Linked DNA regions of Homo sapiens: regions 1 and 3 are each linked to region 2. Evidence: chromatin loops called from intact Hi-C (ENCODE). Cell type or tissue: mammary epithelial cell. All regions are shown on one strand.

Region 1 (8,000 bases), 50 kb before region 2:
ATTTCTAATGTAATTGCCTATAAATATTGGGAGTATCAACTAATAAGATAACATTTGGAAAGTTTTTTTGAGCCCCTTGGACCATTTATGATACATCAATAATGGCAGGACTCATTCCAAACCACATTTTTTTTCCTCTCAAATTATCTTCTCTAATGTTTTTGCATCATCATTGCCTCTTCCTCTCAATTTATTTTTAACAAGATTTTTTTCTAACTAGAAAATGTACGCTCATATAGGAAATTTGAATAATAAAATTAGAAGGAAAAATACCCATAATTCTATCACTTTTTTTCCTCCAGGATTTTGATAACATAATTACAATCTGAAGAAGGTATCTTGCATCTTTTTTCAATGCCAGGGGAAAATATCTTTAAAATAATTCACTTAGGTTTTTGATAAGAATTCACATAGGTTTTTGGTTAACATAATGGAGTGCTTTAATGCTTAACTGCCTCCACTGTCTTTATTAGGAAAGCAACAGAGGTATTACCTAGCAGGTCCAGTTGAATTTACAAAATTAAATACCAGCATTATTTGACTCCACTCTAGGTGTTGTTTCTTCATAAACTTCATTTTAATTGATGTGTAAATGGTAGCTATCATGTATAGAGAGCCTTAATGATATAATATCACATCAACCACAACAGTAAGATATCATTATTTTTACTTTACAAAACGAGTATCTGAAATCAGTCACACAGCTGTTAAGTGGTACATCGAGAATTTTAGGGTATTTGAACCCTGCCCTCTCAGCTTCCAAGGACATTCTTTCTACTGCAGCCCAACACCTTGCCATAAATATCGTAATCTGCTTAATGAGGCCCTGTGGTTGGGCACTTCAAATGCCCATTCCCCTCTTTTCTAAACAATTATCAATAATGTTGGAGAAGCATTTGGTGTATAAAACTTTGTTTCTATGATTATTTTCCTTTAATAGAGCACGCCTTAAGATTTTATCGTGTTAAAGGAGGCAGGAACGTTTTAAAGGCTATTTCTATACATTGCCGATTACTTGTCTCAATGCGGTTGGCCAAATTATAATTCAACAGCTGAGCCTGAGGCCTCCTGCTTCACTGTTCCGTTTATAAAAAATCTCGGTTCATTTGATAAATGAAAAGTGATTCTCTGTTGCTAAGGTTTTTTAAATTGTTATGATTCACTATGTTTTAATACACCAATTCACCATTTTACAAAGTGAACCTTTTAAAGGGCTAGCTAAGTCCTTGAACTAGAAGGGGAAGACAAGAGAGTGGTCATTAGGCTTTTTCTTCCTTTTACTCACTCAACAGTCATCCAGCTCCTACTCATGGCCAGGTACCACACTGTGCTAGTGTTGGGGATATAAAGATGAAAGTCCATTCTTGACCTCTAAGAGCTTGAGGACTAGCAAGAGACACAGACACATAAACAGACAATTTTAGTATAGAGTGACCAGCACTGTGACCAAAGAAACAAGAGGAAGATGCTTTGGGAAACACAGAAGAGAGCACCTAAGCTATTTCAGGAAGGTCCTAGAAGCCTTTTTGGAGATTCTCAGGTCTGAACTCCATCTTGAAATGAAGCAGAAGTTAACCAGCTTTTCCCTGACATCCTCAACCCGAATTAATTGCTTCTTTAATAATTAAAAGACGTGGTCCTTTAATAGAGCACGTCTAATAACAGTGTTTGCACTTACTTGTTTCCATGTCTCTCTTTCACTGAGCTGTGCTTCTTGATGAGGAGGGACCATATCCCTAATTAGCCTAGCACGATATCCAAATAAGCAGTAGGAATGCAATAAACGTTTGTGTAATTATTTTAAAATTCTAGTCATGAACTTATTTCCACCCATATCTTCTTCTTGCATTTATATAAATGTGTAATTTTCCTTTTGATTGTAAAAATAATACTTTTACCACACACCCATCAGAAGGGCTAAAAGGAAAGGATAAGAAATAACAAGTGTTGGTGAAGTATATGGAGTAATGGAAATATTCACACATTGCTGGAGGCAGCAGAAATTGGTTTGATCACTTTGGAAAACTGTAGGCAGCCTCTACTAAAGCTGGGTCTTTCGTATCCTATGACACGGCAATTCCACTCTCGATATACACTCAACAAAAATGCATGCATATGTTCACCAAGAGGCATCTTTTCCCCAAAGCAGCACTATACACAACAGCTCCAAACTAGAAAATACAGACACTCATCAACAGTAGAATGAGTAAGCTTATTGTGGTATGATCACAAAGAGCAAGGCAAAAGAATCTACACTCAATGACATGAAGGAATTTCATGAAAGTAATGTTGAAGACAAAGCCAGTTTTTTAAAAAAGTACTTACAGTATGATTGCTTTTATATAAATATGCAAAACAGAAGCAAGATGACAAAGGGAGTGTCATCATCTAGAAAGTGGTGCGATAAGATGCACAGCTAGTGCTGCCCTGTGACTCTAACTCCTTCAAAAGTCCGCCTGTGGCAAACGCGGCTACCCTCCCAAGCCAAGATAAAGTATAATTGGAGTGCCGAGGCTAAAAAATATACCAGTGGGACTGGTCGAATGAGGCACTTAAAAATTGTGTACAGCAGGTTAAGGCATGGATTTTTTAAAGGAATGCCACCTAAACCCAAGAGGACAGCTGCTGCAGCATCCAGTTCATCTTAAGAATTTCAGGCCAGGTACGGTGGCTCACACCTGTAATCCCAGCACTTTGGGAGGCCAAGGCGGGTGGATCACTTGAGGTCAGGAGTTCGAGACCAGCCTGGCCAACATGGCGAAACCCTGTCTCTACTAAAAATACAATAATTAGCCGAGTGTGGTGGCGGGCACCTGTAATCCCAGCCACTCGGTAGGCTGAGGCAGGAGAATCACTTGAACCCAGGAGGCGGAGGTTGCAGTGAGCCGAGATTGTGCCATTGCACTCCAGCCTGGGTGACAGAGCAAGATTCTGTCTAAAAAAAAAAAAAAAAAAAAAAATTTTAGATTAGTCACACAATAAATGTTCTGATTTAAAAAAAAAAAGGCAAAACTCTCCTTTGCTGTTAGAATTCAGGAAAGGTCAGTTATGAGTGAGGAGTGGGTTTAGTGACTGAAAGGAAATAGGAAGGGGGAGTTTCTGGGAATATTGTAAAGTTTCTTGAACAGGGTGCTGATTACACATACAGATTTCAGTCTATGTATATATATTACACTTATTTCTTAAGTAATATATATTACTTACAAAAGGTGTACAATTTTTCTGTATGTGTATTACACTTAGTTTTTTTTAAGTAATATATCTTGAGAGAAAGCTAGAAAATAAGACGTTTAAAAATTTTTGAATCACCTACAATCCCACTATCCAGTGAAAACGACTGTTAACATTTTGGACTTTTTTCCAGTTCTTTTTTTCAAGCCAGTGTGCACACGCTCTCTCCTCCCCTCCACTCATACACATAAATTTTGCTAAATTAGGTTCATTCTCATTTAGTTTTATTTCTGCTGTATTTTTACATAAAGTTAAACTATACCATTCAATATCCTTTGCAAGCATTTTATAAGCAGCTGAAACATACTCCATTGAATGTATGTGCTCCAGTACATTTAATCAGTTGCCCATTGCTGTTTTCTTATTAAAAAATAATCAGTCACATGATGTCTCTCTCTCTCACACACACCCCTACACCTCTAGACATTCTTTAAGCTCTGCATTCGTTCTCTATTTCTCTCCAGAAAGGTTGTACCGATTTACAGTTCCACTGGCAAATGTGAGGGCTCCTTGTATCGCAGTCCAACCCCAGCTCATTTCTTAGTATAGGTTTGTTTTTAGGATGGTCGAGCTCAAAGCAGAACTAAGGGATCTGCCGTTTTGTACACGGCCGAGGCGCGCGGCTCCCTGGGCCTGGAACGCGCTCTGAGCGCGCCGGTCCCTTCCAGGTTGCGCGGGCTCCGGACGAGACCCAGCCCAGCCGGGCAGCCCCGCGCGCTCCCGGGTCCCGCCGGCCTCGCGCCGCCCGGTTGCCGTGGGAACCACGGAGCCTCGGAGCGCCCGCAGACTAGCCCGTGTCTGAGGGGGTGAGGGATACTGAGGCCCAGGCATGGAGCTGCCGGATCCGGTGCGCCAGCGGCTGGGAAACTTCAGCCGGGCCGTGTTCAGTGATTCCAATCGGACCGGTCCAGAGTCCAATGAGGGTCCGGGTGAGTGACCGAGGCCCGGTGCAGGGGGTGTGGCCTGCCGAGGGCTTGGCGTGGATTTTGGAGCGTCCAGAATTTGCCCGTACCTAAAATGGCGATGTCGCCTTCAGCCAGTTCTCCGCAGTGCGGGAGAGCGCCTTGGAGGAGGGGCCGGGCCGGACAGGGAGCTGAGGCGCTGGCGGCCTCCCGCCCCCGGCCGGGCCTGGTCTCCGCGTGGTGCTCCCTGGCCAGCTTGTTGCAAGCGCGGCAGCTGACGTGGGGCCGATCTCTGTGCCGCGCAAGGCCCATCATTGTCCCGGAGAAACCCCAAAAATAAAAAGATAAAAGCCGCCCTTGCTGCACAGGCTGGTCCCCCGCGCGCCGCGAGAGCGAAGGCCCAAGTTGTTTTGCCTCTGCGGCGCCCGCCCCGGCTTTTCTGTCCAGGATGACGAGGAATAGCCCAAGCAATCCCACCTCCCCCGTCCCCACCCCCACCCCAGGGAACAAATTTGCCTTTTCCCTTTTCCTAGCAGAACAAGTATGTTCCTAAGCAAGGCCATTTTCTCGTAGAAGACATTAAAAAAAAAAGTTAATGAGTCCTTTCAAACCACCATCCACTCCCACTGGCATGTGCCATACTAGCCGGGCGTTCAACAAAACTCACCCCTTCCCTGCCTTCTCCTCCTCCCCTATATGTAACTCTTATCATAAGGTAACAAAATACCATGATGCTTCTGCGTCCTTTAACTTGATGTCAAGTGATAACACAGTTTCCTCCAGAACAGTTTCCTCCTCCTACATCATGATGGTAGACAACACACTGTCAACCAAACCCATGTGGTTTTCATCATTCAACTCTGCTGGGAAATATCAATCTTTTCCTCTGCTTGGTTTTAGAGAATTTTTAAAAGGGACAGAGAAAAGTAAAGGCAGTTCCCAAAGCTGCATTTTGTCACCTTGATCACTTGCCTATTTCCCAAATGTAGGCCTTTATGATTTAGGATGTACAGAGAAAAATGTGAAAAAAATAGGTTTTCACGTTTCTGGTTCCAAGGATGAGGCTTAATGAGCACTAACGTCTGATAATACAAGGTAAAAAGACGTTTTCTGAAAAGGACCAGATAGTAAATATTTTAGACTTTGTAGGCCATATGGTCTCCACGGCAGCCATTGACAATAGTTATTGAATAGGCAGGGCTGTGTTCCAATAAAACTTTATGGACACTGAAATTTGTATTTCATATGGATTTCACGTGTGGAAAAAATATTACTTTTTTAACCATTTAAACGTGAAAAAACATTTTTAGCTCATTGACTGTACAAAAACAGGCAGCTGGCCAGTTGTTTACCTATCCCTGATTTATATTGTATGTTTTAATTTAAATTCCATTTACAGAACTCAACTTGAACTTTTGCAAAATTTAGTAAGTTTATGTCTTACGCTTTTAAGGTTCATTTACATATTAATTTGATTTTCATTTCCATGATTATAAGTTTGATCTGCTGAAATATGGACATAGCATAACCTTTAAGATGTTAACACACAATACTTCTAACATGAAAACCATTCTTTGCAAAATTTGACTACAGTTTCTTCTCAAAGGTACTGAAATGTTCAGCTTGCCCAATTTATTATTCTTTCCCAAATTTTCTTCTTTGTGGATTGGAAGTAGGTTTGATTATTTGTACTGTAATAACAAGTTTATGTCATTACCATGTCCGCAGCTTTGTACTGTTGCTATCGAAAAGATCCTAGGCTGGTGAGTTGTCTTCAGATTTAACAGATTTTAAGAATTCATTCCTTTATCAGTGGTAATTTAATAAACAGTTGCAAGCAAAAGTAGATCATAATAATCAGGCATATTCTTGGAGCTAAAAGAAACTATTTTGCTGTGAGAGACCATGACTATTTCTTATATTTTAAAATAATTAAGTGACAGATAAAAACACTCAGCTATGGAGAAAAGGAGAAAATAATGTTTTTAAGACATTTATTTTAGAGCCTTTAAAATCTTACGTGTACAGCAACTGATTTCAATATATGTGTCTGCTCTTAAGAATTTAGTCAAATTTAGGATGTATTTTGTAGGGCTCAATTTTAAAAATCAAATTCTTAATCTAGGACCCTGCTCTCTTACATAAAAGCAGAAAGTGTTATGGAATCAACCTTAGGTAAATGGAACTCATGTATCACAAATGGCTATGCTAGTAATGTCCTTATGACAGTATACTTTCATTAATTCATTCTTATGTGTATTTGATATTCACTGCGTGGAAAGCAAGATGCTAGATTCTATGAGGGTCTCAAATTAGGGTAGGACATGGTGTGTGCTTGCAATGAGCCTGTAGATAAGTAGAAGAGAAGAAGGAAAGAGGACTAATATTTGTTGAGTGCCTACTAAGTGTGCCAGGCACAGTGCTAGGATGAAATAATTTATATTGGCTCTAATTCTCACAAACAGCCTGTGAGGAAGTTTTAATTTCACTATTTTACAGATGAAGAAATAGAAGCTCAAAGAGTTTAAATAATTCATGTCAAGTCTGACATCCAGGGTCACAGAGGTTTGGGGAGCTCGGATTTGCTTGAACTCTGAAGCCCATGATCTGTTCAGTACACCAGACTGTTTTTTGGGGAGGGGAGTGTGGTTCTTTGCTAGCACTTCTTATTGACAGTTTAGAGTGGTAAGTACCTAAAGGGGAAAGGTATTTCTGCTGAGGTGGGGGAACTGATGAAGGAAGTATTGATGGAAAAGATGACACTGAATTGGACTTTAAAGAATGGCTAAGATTAGGGTATGCTGAAAAGAGAGATGTGTCTAATTATAACCTTGGTAATCCGTTTTTGTATAAGATTAGTTTATCTGTGGGAGATTCATTTTTATTTATTTTATGCATTAATTTTATATGCTATTTACATAGAATTCTACAAAAGAGGCAATGATAATTATCTGTTGAATAGGATTTATGTTGATATTCTACATTAAATCTATACCAGTAGTATATGCCAAAAAGTCAGAAGACTGTAATGGCAAAATGGTAAAATAATTGAAAAATATGAAACGTACCCCCAAATAGCCAATATTTGACCTAACTGGTATTAGGATGAATATTCCTTTTACTGTCAATGATTATAAATAGGCATAAAATTTGGTGTTTTACTGAGCCAATATTATAGTTATTAATTCTAGGGAATAGGATATATATATATAGGGCATAAACCCAAGATTCATCATTTGTTCCTTTTCTGTTCCTTCTGTAGAAAATGAAATGGTCTCCAGTTTGGCACTGCAGATGTCACTTTATTTTAATACCTACTATTTCCCACTGTGGTGGGTGAGCAGCATTATGATGCTTCACATGAAGGTAAATCTAAGCTTTAATACTTTTGCTGCCCTGACGTTGTTAGAGTGTCAATAAAATTCAAGTTCTTAATAATTTTTTCTATCTTAAATCAATGTTACTATACATGAGATTTTACAAACATGTTTTGGCTTTTCTTTTAGTATTCAATCTTACCTGACTACTACAAATTCATTGTGATCACTGTTATCATCCTAATAACCTTAATTGAAGCCATCCGGTTGTATCTGGGCTACGTGGGTAACCTACAGGAGAAGGTAAGCTCTTTTTTCCTTTCTCTCAGTGATAGATATAAATGAAATCAGTTTTCATAACAAGTAAAAGGCAGTGAGGTGTGGCAGAAAGAGCACAGGCCTGAATTTAAAGCCTGACTCCAGCTTTACCACTTCTGTCACTGTGGTCTGTTTGCTTAATCTCTTGAGCCCTGGTTTCCTCATATATAAAATGAGGAAAATAATATTTACTTCACAGGTTTGTTGTGATTAAGTGAAATGATTTATGTAA
Region 2 (8,000 bases):
TGGTTTGTTGTGAGGATTAAATAAGGTCACAGCAGCGCTGGTAGATGCTTTTCCTGAGACCAGAGTACACAGTACCTTGGCCTGATTAATTATATGTAACTATCTACAGGCTGATGTAGAAGACAGAGGCACTATTCAGTTACTCACAGTAACAGGCATGAGCCCCACTCTCCCCTATTTTCATCATGTTCTGGTTTTATGAAACGTTTACCTTACTTTGCTTGCATAAGGAAAACCATTTCATCAGGACCTGAGAAAAATCTAGTATTCAAAAATGATTATGAGTGGGGCACGGTGGTGCCCACCTGCAGTCCCAACTACTTGGAGGCCAAGGTGGGAGGATCAGCTGAGTCCAGGAGTTAGAGGCTACAGTGTGCTATGATCACACCTGTGAACAGCAACCATACTCCAGCCTGGGCAACATAGCAAGTCCCCATCTCTATTTTTACAGAATAAATATAAATTCATTTAAAATGATCATAGCAAAACAATATTTCAAAACAATATACAATGGCATTTGGGTTGATTGTATGCATTCTCTTTTTCTCTCAGGTTAGGAGCTTATGCAGACTACATGAAAATTAAGTATTACAGTTTGTTTGTAAAATAAGTTAGTGTGTAAAATAAGTTAGTTTGTAGTGATTAAAAGCATTAGCCCTGGTTAAGCTTCTTGTAAAATCCCTTGTTGTGACAGCCGGGAAAGTGAGTTAATGAAAATTCTGATGCTCTATCAAATCAGTTGGTCAAGAAACTTGGTCAGGAGGTCAGAAACATGGGCCCTGCCCGAGCAGCAAGTCACCATGACCCAGGCCAACCTGAGGACAAAGGCCTCAACTATTCCTTGAACCATGCTGATAATCAGGACATTCCGAAGAAACAAGTGATGTGGATTTCAGTGACGTAAGTAAGGGGCCCCTGAGGGTCACAACAAGGCCTGCCTCTTTGCAGCTGCAGCTGCTGCCCTCAAGAGCTGAGTCAAGGTGGAAGGCAGACCCCTCAACTACAGAAATGCTGCCTGATATTCATGAAAACCACCTCTGACTCCCAATACCTGTGGCATTCTCCCTGTCATATCTGAAATGTCTCCCTCCAGGGAACAATTATCCAACTATCTTACAATTTTCAGTCAGAAATTCTACAAGCAAGGAAACCACATGACCCAAAAATTATACTCCTGGATATTTATCCAAGAGAAGTGAAAACATATGTCCATATGAAGTCGTACACAAATGTTCCTAGCAGCTTTATTCATAATAGATTGTGAATCTGCCTTAAAGACTGAGGCCAAGTTTACTTCAAAACCAGAATTTAGTTTCTCCTCAAACTGTCTGCAGAGTTCCATCTTGGCATCACGAGGGACTCTTTTGATTAGAGAGGACAAACACATCCAAGACAGCTTTGGACCAGCTGTCACGCTCACAGATGTCTGGGAACCCCAGAGCATTGCCTCGCCCTGAGTTGCTACAGACACGGGCACGCTGTCCAGGAGTAGCAAGAACCTCACCAGAAGGCCCAACTTATCCTGGGTTCTCTCCTTTAAACATTTTCTGGCCTTACCATCAAAATCCAAGCATTCACGGTCTGAATCGCCAGAGCCAGGTTGCAGAGTGCAATGAGTCCCATTCAGCAGCACCCCATGCGTTACCACAATGCTTCGAGATGGGTCACGCTCTGCCCATTTTGCAGATGGGGAAATCAGTCCCTACAGAGGTGAAGTGACTTTCCCAAAGCCTCATGGCTGGTGGATCTTGGGCTGACATTGAACCCACGTGGTCTGGCTCCTACAGTAACTGAGGGCGTGCACTTACACGTGGAATGAACTGCTGAGAATGATCTAGGAGCTGGAGCCAAGGGGAGCAGAAGGGTCTGGTCCTGTGAGGACATGCGCTGTAGATAGGTCTGTCAGCTGGGCCAGGCTGCATTTCCTGTCGTGCTCCATCAAGAGCAGGCTTGCCTCACGGACACACCTATGCCCATCAGCTGGACTTGACACCTTCCTGGGATCCGCCCAGACTAAGAGATGGGATTTTAAAAGGCTTGAGTTCTAACCTTGGCCCTTTACAAGAATTTGCTGAGTGATTCCTCACAACACCCTCTGCAGTAAGTGCTGTTAGCTTCCCCATCTGCAGTAAGTGTCATTAGCCTCCGCATTTAACAAGGGGAGGAAACAGGTAGAAAGGAGCGAAGTGTTCCCCCATCTTCTGCCACCCAGCTAGTAGCAAAGTCAGATCTAACACCCGGGTCTTTTTCTGACCCCAGATCTGGGCTCTAATCTCTGATTTCTCTGAGGCTAGAGACATAAGCCATGAGGAAAACGTTGGTGCAACAAATGAAGGTCTTAGCTCCCTTGCAGTGGAATAGCCGTTCCTGGGTTCAGCGGCAAAGCAGTGAGGGTAGCTGAGGCTGCTGGAGGCAACCGCTCAGGCCAGGCCACAGATAAAAGTGAGAGCGCACCCAGTTAAACTAAGGCCTTAATTACAGGCTTCGTTTAGAGCCTAGCAGCAAAAGCTTGCTGCAGCCCCACAGGTGCTGGACGCTGAGGAGTTCCCACCAGCCTGGCTCAGCCCTCTGCACCCAGGCAGCCCACCCCACCCCCACCTTCCGAAGGTAGAACCACGAGGACTTCCGAATCAGATGCACTTTGGAATGTGAGATGCTCGGTAAGAAGCTCATTCCAAATCTAGAAGTTCACTGGTATCGGGATGTCCTTCTCAGAGCTTTCGGTGCACAAAGAAACGGACATCTCTGCCCCTGAGGCCGCTATTCCTCACCATGCTACCAACCCAGGCTCAGCTCTCCCTCCGGGGCCTTCCCGCCGCACCCAGCCCTTCCTCCAGGTCCGCGACGGGGAGGAAACCCGGCCAGCCTCCCAGCCCGCAACCGTCCACTCCTGGCTGCCACACCCAAGGCAGTCTCTGCCTTCTCTAGAGCGAGAGCGCAGCGGGCCAGGGGAGAAGTGGAAAGACACAAAAGGCTGCGGGGCTGGGACGGCGAAGCAGCAGCCCGCACGGCAGGGGGCTTGGCAGCGGCGCCCGGGGTCGCCGATCCCCGGCTCTCGGCCAGCCCAGCCCAGCGACCCTTTCCGCGGGGGATGCTGGCCCCTGCTGGCCGCGCGAGAGATCGCAGGGTGGCTATCGCCTCGGGAGAGCAGAGAGGCCCGGGACCGGGAAGCGGTGCCCGCCCCGGGAAAGGGGCTGAGCTCTCAGGGCAGCAGCAGCACCCGGCCCCCGCGTGGAGGTGGTTAGCCTGGAGGGGAGCTGGGAGAAGGCAAGGACGGGAGGACCTGGGCGCGAGGCCCCAAGTTCTGGTCCTGTCCCCGCCGCCACCCTGGTAACAGTGCTAGCTGCCTCAGCACCTCCAGGCTCACACGTGCTATCAAACGCCTCATATCATAGTTTCTAGAAAGGAGATGAGTCAGAAGAAAGAGGTGAGAGGTCTCTAGCATGACTGGCTCTGGTCTCCCTCCAGGGCCTACCTCCAGAAGACTTCCTTCAGCCTGATGTCTTCCTCAAGACCAGCCAACCCCGAACCATGAGCTGATGGGGCCACGTGCATTTCACAGGTTACTGACTGGGTGGGCTGAATGATGGCCCCCAAAGACAGCCAGGTCCTAACCCCTGGAACCTGTGAATATTACCCTACATGGCAAAACGGACTTTGCTGGTGTGACTGAAAGCCCTTGAGTGGGGAGATTATCCCGGATTATTCAGATGGATCTTAAATGTAATCACAAGGGTCCTTCTAAAAGAGAGGCAGAGGAAGATTTTACTACAGAAGACAAACAAAGCCATATGACAAAGGAAGCAGACAGAGAGAGAGATTTGGAAATGCTATGCTGCTGGCTTTGAAGATGGGTAAGAGGCCAAGAGCCAAAGAATGCAAACACTGCAGCTCTGGATGCTAGAAAGGGCAAGGAAATGTAGAGCCCCTGCAGGCTCTGCTTACCCCTTAATTTTGGCCCAGTGAAACTGATTTCAGATTTCTGATCTGCAGAACTGAAAGAGAATAAATGTGTGTTGCTTTCAGCCACCAAGTTTGTGGCAATTTGTTACAGCAGCCACAGGACGCTAATACATGACCCTTTACTCTCTGACTCTTGTACTCAGCACTTGGGATCAAACAGTGAACCCGATAAACCTCTACACCTCCCAGGGAAATTGACCATCTCTCTGTCTCTGGATTTTAAAAAGGAACAGCCACGTAGACATTTTATCAAAGATATATGAATGGTCAATAAACACATGAAAAGAAAATGCACAAAATCATTAGCATTAGGGCAATGAAAATTAAAACCACAATGAGATACCACTTCATACTCACTAGGATGGCTATAATAAAAGACAATAACAAATGTCAAAAGTGTGGAAGAACTATAATTTTCATATATTGCTGATGAGATTGTAACATGGTACAACTGACTTGGAAAATAGTTTGGTAGTTTGTTTGGTTTTTTGAGACGGAGTCTTGCTCTGTCGGCCAGGCTGGCGTGCAGTGGTGCAATTTCGGCTCACTGCAACCTCTGCCTTTCAGGTTCAAGCAATTCTCCTGCCTCAGCCTCCCGAGTAGCTGGGATTACAGGCACCCACCACCACACCCAGCTAATTTTTGTATTTTTAGTAAAGACGGGTTTTCACAATGTTGGCCAGGCTGGTCTTGAACTCCTGACCTCTGGTGATCCACCCGCCTTGGCCTCCCAAAGTGCTGGGATTACAGGCGTGAGCCACTGTGCCCGGCCAGTTTTTAGAAGTAATTTACCCAAAATAAGCACATACTCCAAATATATGTGCATATAAGAACAGAAGCTATGAATGTTCATAGCTGCATTATTCATAGCTGCCCAAACCTAGAAATAAATGTTCACCATCAGTGAATGAAAATGTGGTATTTGCAGTGGAATATTACTCAGCAATATAAAGGAACAGATTACTGTTATGCTACAATATGGAGGAGTCTCAAGAACATTACACTAAGCAAAAGAAGCAAGACACAGAAGACCACATATTGTATTATTTATATGAAATGTCAAGAGGCAAATCCATAGAGACAGAAAGATTAGTGGTTGCCTGGGACAGGGACAGGGTGGGAATGGGAATGGGAATGCTACAAGTAGGAGTATCTTTGGAGTGATAGCATTTTAAGGTTGGATTGTGATGGTGGCACAACTCAAAATGAATTTTATGATATGCAAATTGGACCTTCAATAAAGCTGGGTCTCGGCTGGGCACAGTGGCTCACGCCTGTAATCCCAGCACTTTGGAAGGCCAAGGCGGGCAAATCACTAGGTCAGGAGATCGAGACCATCCTGGGCTAACACAGTGAAACCCTGTCTCCATTAAAAATACAAAAAAGTTATCCAGGCGTGGTGGCAGGTGCCTGTAGTCCCAGCTACTCAGGAGGCTGAGGCAGGAGAATGGCGTGAACCCAGGAGGCGGAGCTTGCAGTGAGCTGAGATCGTGCCACTGCACTCCAGCCTGGGCGACAGAGTGAGACTCCATCTCAAAATAAATAAATAAATACATACATAAATAAATAAAGCTGGGTTTTTTGTTTTATTAAAGGCAAATCTAGGATATAGGATAATAAAACCTCAAACCTCACAGGAGTATTTGCATTTTAAGAGCGGGACCTTAAAGATTTCAAAACCTACAGTATGATGGAAAGCCTGGTGACAGACCACACCTGGGGACTATGGCCCAGCACTTCTCTGGATCATCCCAGTGGGCAGCCCTACCATCCTGTACCGCAGCTATATTGTGCCACCTTTTACATTCTGGGGAGCAGTGGGAACAGAGCTGCACACTGTTTGCCTCATACCTTTACCAGGGCTCAACATGGAAGCCAGTACATGCTTCATGCAGCCACGATTCACACAAAAGCACCCCATGCCTGATGCCTCTGCTTTCCACGAGGGAGGCATGGAATCTGCTCCTCCCACCCCCAGAGCTGGGTCTGTGGAGACACTGCATTCCCCTCCTCTCAGTAGGGTCCTGCACCTCATCCCATCCAGCTCTCCCCAGCTCCACTCTGCCGACTAGGCTGCTCTCCAGGGAGGTTAAGATGTGGGAGCTGGGCCAGGAGGCTGCTGCAGCAAGATCAGAGCTGCCAATCCCATTTAGCTCTGCATCTCTCAAAACGCTAAGGCCAGCTTACAGGCACCCCTCATCCTGAAGCTTTCCTTTAAGTAAAAGAGTTCCTTCTAGAAAACAGGCCCATGCCTGGCACTGCAGAGAATGTGGCCCTGCTTCCAGAAACTCAGGACCCACCCTGCCTAACTCAAAGTTTTTCTTCTTGATCTACTTTACAAATTTCTCCCACTCTTACCTCCATGAGATGCAAGCACAGGCAAGTATCTATTCTCTCATGGCATGTGAATTCCCCCACCCTTTAGCTCAGTCTAATAAAAGCAAGCAAACCGTGGGTGAGAACCATATTTAAGACCTCTAGCATCCTCTCCAATGGTCTCCCCTGCAAAATGACAAGTGTAGGCCTAAAACAGAGGAATGGGAATAGCCCCACTTTTAAGAGTAAAGGAGTCAAACATTGCTGGTAGATTTTAAAAAGGTCTACAGAGGTTTTTGTTTATTTTTTTAAACTACACATAAAAGGTTTTCTTTTATTTAGGGTGAAGCTGTCAGGCTCTAATAGCAGCCTGGCATAGACAGTGGCCAAAACAGGAACAGAAGACAGGATCTTGTAATACAAAATAAATACAAACTTGTAATCCAATAAAATACAACTGAGGGTGAAGGAAAAAGGAGGAGGAGGTCTCACCCCGCACCCAGCCTAAAAGGAGAAGAAAGTGCTGAGGCCAAGTAAGTTTTCTAAAACATGTTAACAGTTCCTTGTGTGTCCATCACTAAACTCATTCATTAACTTTCCAAGTTGGTGCCGTGTGCCTCCTGCTCCCCTGGACACCTCCTGCAGACCACACTCATCACTGGAGTATCTGAGTCACCAGAGATCTACCTCAGCCCATTGTTGGGACTACAGGCTGGGTCTTGATGCAGAACATACAGCATACAGGCCTTCTCCCAGGGAAAGAGTCAGGAGCCCAGCATAATTTACATCACAGACAACAAGGATGATGCACAGGATGGGACTCAAGCTGCTTCTTCCTAAGTTCGCAGAGAATCTATGTGACTTGATGGCACCTCCAACAGGAGACAAGGTGGTCCTCTCTCCCACCCTGCTTTATGGACAGACATCAGGGAGGCAGCAGGCCTCTGATTGCTCCCTCCACACCTGTGGTTCCTAACTCTGATGAACCTTCTTGCCCTGAGCACCATCTGGAACCTTGGCATGCAGCTTAGGTTGGCAGGAGATGAAGGGAGGGAGCTTACAGAAGTTCCTCAAGTCAGCCGGGCATACTGACTCATGCCTGGAATCCCAGCACTTTGGGAGGCCCAGGCAGGTGGATCACCTGACGTCAGGGGTTCCAGACCAGCCTGGCCAACATGGCGAAACCCCATCTCTACTAAAAATACAAAAAATTAGCCAGGTGTGGTGGTGCGCACCTGTAGTCCCAGCTACTCAGAAGGCTGAGGCAGGAGAATCACTTGAACCCAGGAGGCGGAGGTTGCAGTGAGCTGAGGTCTTGCCACTGCACTCCAGCCTGGGCAACAGAGCGAGACGCTGTCTCAGAGAGAGAAAAAAAAGAAATTCCTCAGGTCAAAAGTAGGTGCTGTAAGTGGGAACTCCAGTGATGCTGTGTTCTGACCCAGAGAATTTGCCTTCCTCACGTACGTTCTAGTTACGAGTCACACAAGACCAATGCTAACATATGCAAGATTGCAGTAAGCACAGCAACTCCAATCAGCAGGCCCAGGTAGTTAAAGGATAATCCAACTCCTGAAACACAAAGGAATTTTTTTTTTAAAGGGAACTAAGTAACACGCCCCTTCCTAATGGGCCCTCAAAAGCACCTTCAGAGATTTATGCTCTTATACCCATCCCTAGCATATTGTCAGGCACATCATAGGTAAGTATTTTTTGAGAAAATA
Region 3 (8,000 bases), 730 kb before region 2:
TCTTACCAGTAAGTAGAAGTCATTAAATAAATCAGCAAGCTCATGTTATCAAGGATCATGACCAGTATCATTCTTCCATTAACTCAAAATTTCGCAAAAAGCCACCTTCACGTACATATAAACTTTTTTCCTTATGAATAAACCTGGGTTGTAAAAGTTACATATGACTGCTCTATTTTGATAAAATTAATTTTACCCAACAATGCAAATTTTTAATGTTTACTTTTTTAAAAAAAATCACTTAGCTTATATATAAAATATCAAATTACTAGCCTAGGCAACATAGTTAGACCCCATATCTACAAAAGTAATTTAAAAATTAGCCAGGCATGGTGGTTCGTGCTTGTACTTCCAACTACCCAGGAGGCTGAGCTAGGGAGGATTGCTTAAACCTAGCAGTTAGAGGTTGCAGTGAGCTGTGATCATGCCACTGCACTCCAGCCTGGAAAACACAGCAAGGCCTTGTTTCTAAATAAATAAATAATGTCATATGAACAGATAAAGGCATAAAATGCAAATGTTCAGTTACTTTTAAACATTTTTGTTAACATATGTTGGTTTGCTCTCTTGATCTATTTTCCACAACTTCTAATTATTTATATAAGAAACTTGGCTGTAATTCTAGTAGAATATAAAATGCAACTGAGTTCAATAGAGATTCATTCATATGTAACTATCTTCTAAAGACAAAGCTTTTTTTGGAAAAAAATAAAAAACACCTAAAATGTAAAGCTTATTAAAGGATTATGTTTGGGGGTTCCGTAAATTGTTTCCAAGATCAGTATGGAAAATTCTTGTAAACAGTTCAGTTCTTACTCAGCCTGTGTCCTTTTAACTTAAAAGGCTTTGTAGTATAATTGCTGTGTAAATATCAGAATTTTCCATATATTGTGCAATGTACATAAAGAAGTCACCAAATGGCTTATCTTGTACTTATCAACTAGTTTATTTTTATGCCTCCAAAAAGCTGTATTTTTTTACAAGAGCAGCTGCTACTTTGTAAATATTTTAATGGTTTCTGTTAAGTAGAGCTGTCAGTTTAACAAACAATATTATAAAAGATTTTCATTCTTCCATGTGATTGAACATCTTGAAAAGTGTTTTACCTTGAAAATCCTTTGGAGATTTTAGACTGGAAAGGATATCTCCTTTGAAGGCACAAAGCCAACAAAAGAATAGATAGGTTTAAAAAATAATGTATAAGATCACCAGAGAAACAGTGCCATTTATTTCAGAAGACAAATGTATAACAGCAATAAGTTCTCTTAGCTCACTTCTCTTCTTTTGACTTCAGCAGTTTGTTGAAATGGAAGAGCACTGGCTTTGTGCCAGACATTTCAGGTATGAACCTTGATTCTTCTGCCACTTAATAGATATTGGTTTAGAGCAAGCCAATTAACCTCTTTGACCCTCAGTTTCTGTATCTGCAAATGGGGTAATGATACCTACCTTAAAGGGTCATTATGAGAATTAGAGATAATATATGCAAATGGGCTAACTGAATAAAGGTGGCAATTATTATTCTATCCTACCTACCTAGCAACCAGGAGTCTCCCAATCATTCTTTAGTCTTTGTCCTTTACATTTTTTTTCACCCAGCTTATCTCTTCTTTCTTTTTTGTCTACTTCATGGAATTGAAAGTAAGAAATATTTTAGAGATGATCTAATTTAGCACTTTTGTTGAACAAATGAGGAAATAGAAGCTCAGAGAGATTAAATGACTTGTCTAAGATCACAGATAGTTAAACACAGAGATCAGAACCCTGGTCTCCTGAGTTTTTCACTGTTTTCATTCTTGCTGTGAAATGGAATTTGATAAGGTAATTCTAGCCTGGATCTAAAGGAACATGTTAAGATAGGATAGCAAAAAAACAGTGAAAGAGACAAGAAAAGGAAAAAATTTAAAGGGGGGTAAGGAGAGCTTTTCCTTTTGTTCTGCATCAAGGCTGAGCAAATTTTTTAAAGGGCCAGATAGTAACTAGTTTAGGCTTCTCAAGTCATATGGCCTCTATCTCAACTACTCAACTCCGACACTATAGTACAAAAGCAGCCTTAGACAATATGTAAACAAACAAGCATGGCTATGCTCCAATAAAACTTTATTTGGACACTGAAATTTGAATTTCATATAATTTTCACATCTAAAAATATATCTTTCTTGTATTTTTTCAACCATTTGAAAATATAAAAACCATTCTTAGATTGTGGGCCATAAAAAAAACAGATGTAGGGCTGCATTTGGCCCATGTGATCTATAGTTTGATGCCTTTAGAAGTATAAGCCTGATAAGTAGAACAGATATTCAGCCTTGATGTCATAGAAATAATAGAGTTTAATGGGGACTGGGATGAAGTGGAGTGTGCCTGCCCCACTAAAGTGGGCAGTAGCCATTCTGATTAAGGAGACTGTGGCTCTTAGGAATTGGAGGCCAAATACTGCAAAATCTGAGTTTTCAAAAAGCCTGAACACTGGATTTTTATGCTAAATCCCTCCATTTTTTTATGAATTAGGGTAGCTTCCATTGCACAAAACAGAATGAAAGGTCACCTAAATGTCCCAATTTTTTCTTTTTTTTCTTTTGAGATGGAGTCTGGCTCTGTCACCCAGGCTGGAGTGCAGTGGTGCAATCTCAGCTCACTGCAAGCTCCGCCTCCCGGGTTCACGCCATTCTCCTGCCTCAGCCTCCCAAGTAGCTGGGACTACAGGGGCCCGCCACCACGCCTGGCTAATATTTGTAATTTTTAGTAGACACAGGGTTTCACCGTGTTATCCAGGACGGTCTCGATCTCCTGACCTTGTGATCCGCCTGCCTCAGCCTCCCAAAGTGCTGGGATTACAGGCGTGAGCCACCATGCCCAGCCCTAAATGTCCCAATTTTTAAGTGTTGGTAAATAATTCAAAATAGTTGTTAAATACTGTAGATCAAACATCTATAAACTGAATTTGGCACATGGACTCCCAGTCTAAAATCTGTGTTCTAGGAAGACAAAGCAAAATTCTAGGTAATTCATGCTTCCGAGCAATAATTCAAATTTACCCAATTCAGGATCTTTCAGACCAAACACTTAACCTTTCCATAAACTGAACACAAAGGTGATTATAAAGTAATAGGTCATTCAGGCTATAATCACTCCCTATCCCATCCTGTACCCCACCCCCACCAAAATTCTGCTTCTTTGTAGTTCATTAGTTTAAGACATTAAGCTTTGTTTAGTAGGTGGTACCAAAGTACTAGTCACATCTAGAACCTTTCCTGGAATTGAGTACACTCAGTATTATATTTCAAAAATATAATCACATATTATAGCTGTAATCTAAGACTATCAGATTTAAAATAGTTAATATAAATTTTTTTTCTAACTCTTGGTGTCCTTTCTAAAAGTTATAACCATATTAAGTTGCTGCCACTATGGATCTTACTTTCATTTTATATTGAGGAAAACACAATTTAAACATATTTACAAATATAAAGGACCCAAAATATGTCCTTTAGCATCTTCTAAAAACTTTTCTCCTCTACTTTTTTTTTTTTTTTTTTTGAGACAAGGTCTCACCCTGTCACCCAGGCTGGAGTGCAGTGGCATGATCACGGCTCACTGCAGCCCTCAACCTCCCCAGGTCAGGTGCTCCTCCCATTCAGCCTCCCAAGTAGCTGGGAGTACATGTGTCTGCCACCATGCTTGGCTAGTTTTTGTATTTCTTTTTTTTAAGAGATGGGGTTTTGCCATGTTGCCCAAGCTGGTCTTGAACTGCTTGGCTCAAGCAATCCGCCCGCCTCAGCCTCCCAAACTGCTGGGATTATGGGCGTGAGCCACAGCACCCGGCCTCTTCTCTACTTCTATGTTGTCACTATTTGTTTATTTTTTTCTGCCCCCTCTCCCCACCCTGTTATCACACTGTAAGCTCATTAAGGATGGGATTATGTCTGCTTCATCTTTATATCCCCCAATCAGTAAAGATATCTGCACAAAATAGACCTTCAATAAATGTTTGCTTTTAAGAATGAACAATGAAACCTAATTTTCACATTTGAAAATGAAACCATCTAAGAACTCCATTTACTGGTAGAGATACATTTTCATTTTATCTTACTGAATAGCAAAGAGTACAATTGATCCATGTAGTGATATTCTGGAAAATAAGTATGTTAATAGAAGGACCTACTACACTTTTCATCCTTAAAATAGTACTAGCATATCCAAGCAGAATGTATTACAGAAAGTTTTGGGAGGAGACAGTCCATATGCTATATGTATCTTCTAATGGAATATAAAAAGAAATTCAATAACAGTAAGGATTGGGAAAAGGACTCAAGGTGAGAATAAGTACAATGTTTTGTCTGTCAAGGAAAAAGCATTTAGTCCTCACCTGCTGCAGTTTTCAAATATATATATCTATGTAGATCTATATACACACTGTGGAAATAATATACATAAGTGACATTAGCAAGATGGCAGATTAGGAAGCTCCAGGCCCTCATTTTTCTATGGAGACAAATCACCTGTAACATATACATAAAAATAGCTTTGTGATAAATCTAGAAATTAGTTAATGGACTACAGGACTCAGGCAAGTGCAAAAACAAGAGAATGGATGGTGCCTGAGAGGGTAAGAGAGTTCATTGCATTTTGCTTGCCTGACACCTCCCTTGGAACAGAAGAAATAGAGTGAAACTTAAGTCCAGCATGCTAACTTGTTTGTGGGTTGCAGTGCTTTGCTCAGGGAACTGATGAGAATGACAGTTTGCATAGTTTGGGTACAAGATTAGAGGCCACTGAAAACAGAGGTTAATGCCTTAGCATGTTAGACAGGAGAGACTCTGCGGTTCTGCAGGCAGGCTCTAGGGGGAGCAAGAGATTAAGGGCAGAGGACTACAACAGAAACGGCTCCCGCGAAGACACAGGAAAGAAGACAGTCAGAAGCACCCAGATACACTAAAAGTAAACATACAACCCCAAAGAAAACGCATCCCCAGGAAAAATCTGAGAGGTCTTAGAACCTCTAGCCAGCCTGACTGGTCACAGTTTTCCCCTAAGTAAAAGTAGTTCATAAAGATTGAGAAAGGTGGCTGTTTCTTCAAATGCTCAAATCCCAACAAAAGACGACAAGGCATACAAAGAAACGGGACCATGGCCTGACCAAAGGAACAAAATTAAGCTCCAGAAATTTGCCTTAAAGAAATGCAGATCTGTAAGCTTCCTAAAAAAGAATTTATAATAACTCTCATAAAGATGATCAAGACCTACAAGAGAACACAGAACTGCACAGAAATCAGGAAGACAATGCATGAACAAAATAAGAATATCAACAAAGAGAAACTATTTTCAAAAAATTATAAAGCCAGGCATGATGGCTCAAGCCTCTGATCCTAGCACTTTGGGAGGCTGAGAAGGGAGGATTGCTTGAGCTCAGGAGTTCAAGACTAGCCTGGGCAACATAGCAAGACCCTGTCTCTTGAAAAAAAAACAAAAATAAACTGTGGACCTGAAAAATATAAGTGAACTAAATAATTCACTAGAGGGGTTCAATGGCAGACTTAAGCAAGCAGAAGAATCAGTGTTCTTGAAGTTAGCACATTTGGAATTATTGAGACTGAGGAGAAAAAAGAAAAAAAATGAAGATAAATTAACAGAACCTGAGCAGAATAATATATGTAGTATAGGAGTCTCAAAAGGAGGAAAGAAAGAGAAAGGGACAAAGAGCTTATTTGAACAAACAGTGGCTACAGACTTCCCAAGGCTGATAAAAGAAATGGACCTACAAACTCAAAACTCAATGAACTCCAACTATGATAAACCTGAAGAGACCCATACCAAGACACATTATAATCAAACTGTTATGAGTCAAAGGAAGAATCTTGAAACCAGCCAGAGAAAAACAACTCATCACGTACAAGTGAGCCAACTAAGGTTATCAGCAGATTTCTCAATAGAAACCTTGAAGGCTAAAAAGAAATGGGATGATTAAAGTGCTAAAAGAAAAAAAAATCAACTAAGAATACTGTATCCAGCAAAACTGTCCTTCAGAAATGAAGAAGAAATGAAGACCTTTCCAGATAAACAAAAGCTGTTTAGTCAATGTTACTAGACAATAAATACTAAGGAGAGTTCCTCAAATTAAACAAAGGATGGTAGGCACCAACATAGTAATATGAAATTATAAAGTTCTCCACTAATGATAAACATTTAAATAAATATAGAATCCTATATTGTAATTCTAGTGCATAAATCCACTTTTAATTCTTGTATATACAAGTCTAAATGAGTAAATCACAGACACACACAATTATAAATCTATGTTAATTGGTACACAATATATATAACAGGTAATTTATGACAATAACATAAGGGGGGAAATGGCAGCTGTAAAGGAGAATTTGTGTATGCAATTGAAATTAAGTTATTAGCCTAAAATAGATTTGTTATAACTTTAAGATACTTTCTGCAATTGCAGTGGTAACCACAAAATATCCATACAATGCACACAAAAGGACAAAGAAGGGAGTCAAAGACAGACAGTAACAGAAGAATGAGGGTCCAAAAAGCCACAAGATATACAGGAAACAGGTAACAAAATGGCAACAGAAAATCCTTCCATATCGGTAATTACTTTAAAGTGAGGCAATTAAACCCCTCAGCCAAAAGACATATTGGCTAAATGGATAAAAAAAATAAAAATAGGATCCAGTGATATGCTGCATAGAAGCACTTTAGATCTAACACCACATAAAGGCTGAACTTGAAGGATGAAAAAAGATATGCTATGCAGACAATAACCAAAAGACAGCAGGGATATCTATACTAATATGAGGCAGAATAGACTTTAAGTCAAAAACTGTCACAAGAGACTAAGAAGGATACTATATAATGATTAAAGGGTCAATTCACCAGGATGATATAGTAATTATAAATATTTATGCACTAAATATCAGAGCTCTTAAATATGTGAAGCAAACATTGACAGAATTGAAGGGATAAATACATATCAACACAGTAATAGTAGGAGATTTCAATAGCCCACTTTCAATAATGGATAGGACCACCAGATATAAGATAAGATCAATAAAGAAATAAAGGACTTCTCTTTTTTTTCCCCCAAGGCGGCAGATCAGAGACTCTTTTAGCATGCTTCACCTATTTGGAAGCAAAAAAAAAAAAAAACACACACACACACAAAACAGTGCACAGTCATATAGTGCTCTTTTATTCAAGAAGGAGCACAGAAATTCAAATCCTGGAAAATAAAAGGTGAGAAGGCACCCTGAGTAGCAGCATCTGGCTGAGAACTGTGAGTGAAGTCCCCGATATGGTAGAGGAGCAAATTGTGTACCTCTGTGATCTACCTTTCCTCTGAGAAACCATGCCACCCAGGCCATGGGAAACTACCTCGGCCCTTCTAAGCCCTGGGGCTAACATGGCGAGAGGCCAGGAGACTGAGAAAGAAAAATGCTGGGAAATGCTCCAGTATTTTTCTCAGACCTGGGATCTAACAGGAGGATGCTCTTCTCAATCTTGGCTCACAACAAACTGGGCAGGATTCAGTAACCTGGCAACAGTAGCCATGGGCATTAGAGATTCTTGGGCTGGAGAATGGAGTGCTGGGACTGGAGGTGGGGAAGGGCCCCCACATCCAGAACTGAGTGGTGGTTGTGGAGTGCATTCAAGCCATGGGTTCTGAAATTGGGCTTTCCCCCTTTGTGGAACCAGAGAGGGAGGAGATTTGCTAGAGAGCCATGGTTTTCCCCAAGTGGCAAGATTTGTGGACAGGGATGGCACTGTGATCTAAAGCCAGTCTGCACTGACTTTCCTGAGTGCCCCAGCTCATGCCAGGGTGGGATTCAACTCCATTGGTTCTAAGGAGTGAGAGGGAGGCAGATTCCCACACCAGCTCACCTGGTCTAGGAGCTTTGGCTGCCCTGGTCTTCACATGTGAGGAACCTGGTGCAGCAGCAGTGTTTCTACCCTTTACTGGGCATATCTCCAGGCATTTGGTGACTGCT

Evidence for each region. Peaks named below come from ENCODE experiments on the same cell type or tissue, not always from the same donor. Only the 100,000 strongest peaks of a DNase experiment are listed, where the experiment ranks them.
Region 1: it touches region 2 in a loop (2.2-fold over the local background); 17 of 110 quality-filtered maps call a loop at or near these places.
Region 3: a loop joins it to region 2, with 9 times the contacts of the local background. A loop is called at or near these places in 8 of 110 quality-filtered maps.

What each region holds. Positions count from the first base shown.
Region 1 is chr2:62,502,190-62,510,189 of GRCh38, reverse strand. It overlaps TMEM17 (transmembrane protein 17), which reads left to right and starts at 3,995. Exons shown (of 4, transcript NM_198276.3): 1 at 3,995-4,160; 2 at 7,396-7,499; 3 at 7,640-7,753. The coding sequence starts at 4,061. It also overlaps the pseudogene RPL37P13. RefSeq lists silencers at 3,815-4,084, 4,295-4,464, 4,802-5,096 and an enhancer at 7,909-8,000. In mammary epithelial cell, no CTCF peak of the experiment used is centred here; DNase peaks (open chromatin) are centred at 4,099 and 4,239; H3K4me3 peaks cover 1,376 bases; H3K27ac peaks cover 2,700 bases.
Region 2 is chr2:62,452,220-62,460,219 of GRCh38, reverse strand. All of the region lies in intron 4 of LOC105374764 (a long non-coding RNA gene), which reads right to left. It also overlaps a transcript of TMEM17 not described here. Among named protein-coding and RNA genes, the nearest start is that of TMEM17, 50 kb to the left of the region's middle. RefSeq lists a silencer at 2,832-3,391. In mammary epithelial cell, a CTCF peak has its summit at 3,106 (motif pointing left); DNase peaks (open chromatin) are centred at 2,899, 3,119, 3,389 and 6,979; H3K4me3 peaks cover 820 bases; H3K27ac peaks cover 1,265 bases.
Region 3 is chr2:63,185,973-63,193,972 of GRCh38, reverse strand. All of the region lies in intron 14 of WDPCP (WD repeat containing planar cell polarity effector), which reads left to right. Among named protein-coding and RNA genes, the nearest start is that of OTX1, 140 kb to the right of the region's middle. RefSeq lists an enhancer at 7,892-8,000. In mammary epithelial cell, a CTCF peak has its summit at 4,847 (motif pointing right); no DNase peak of the experiment used is centred here.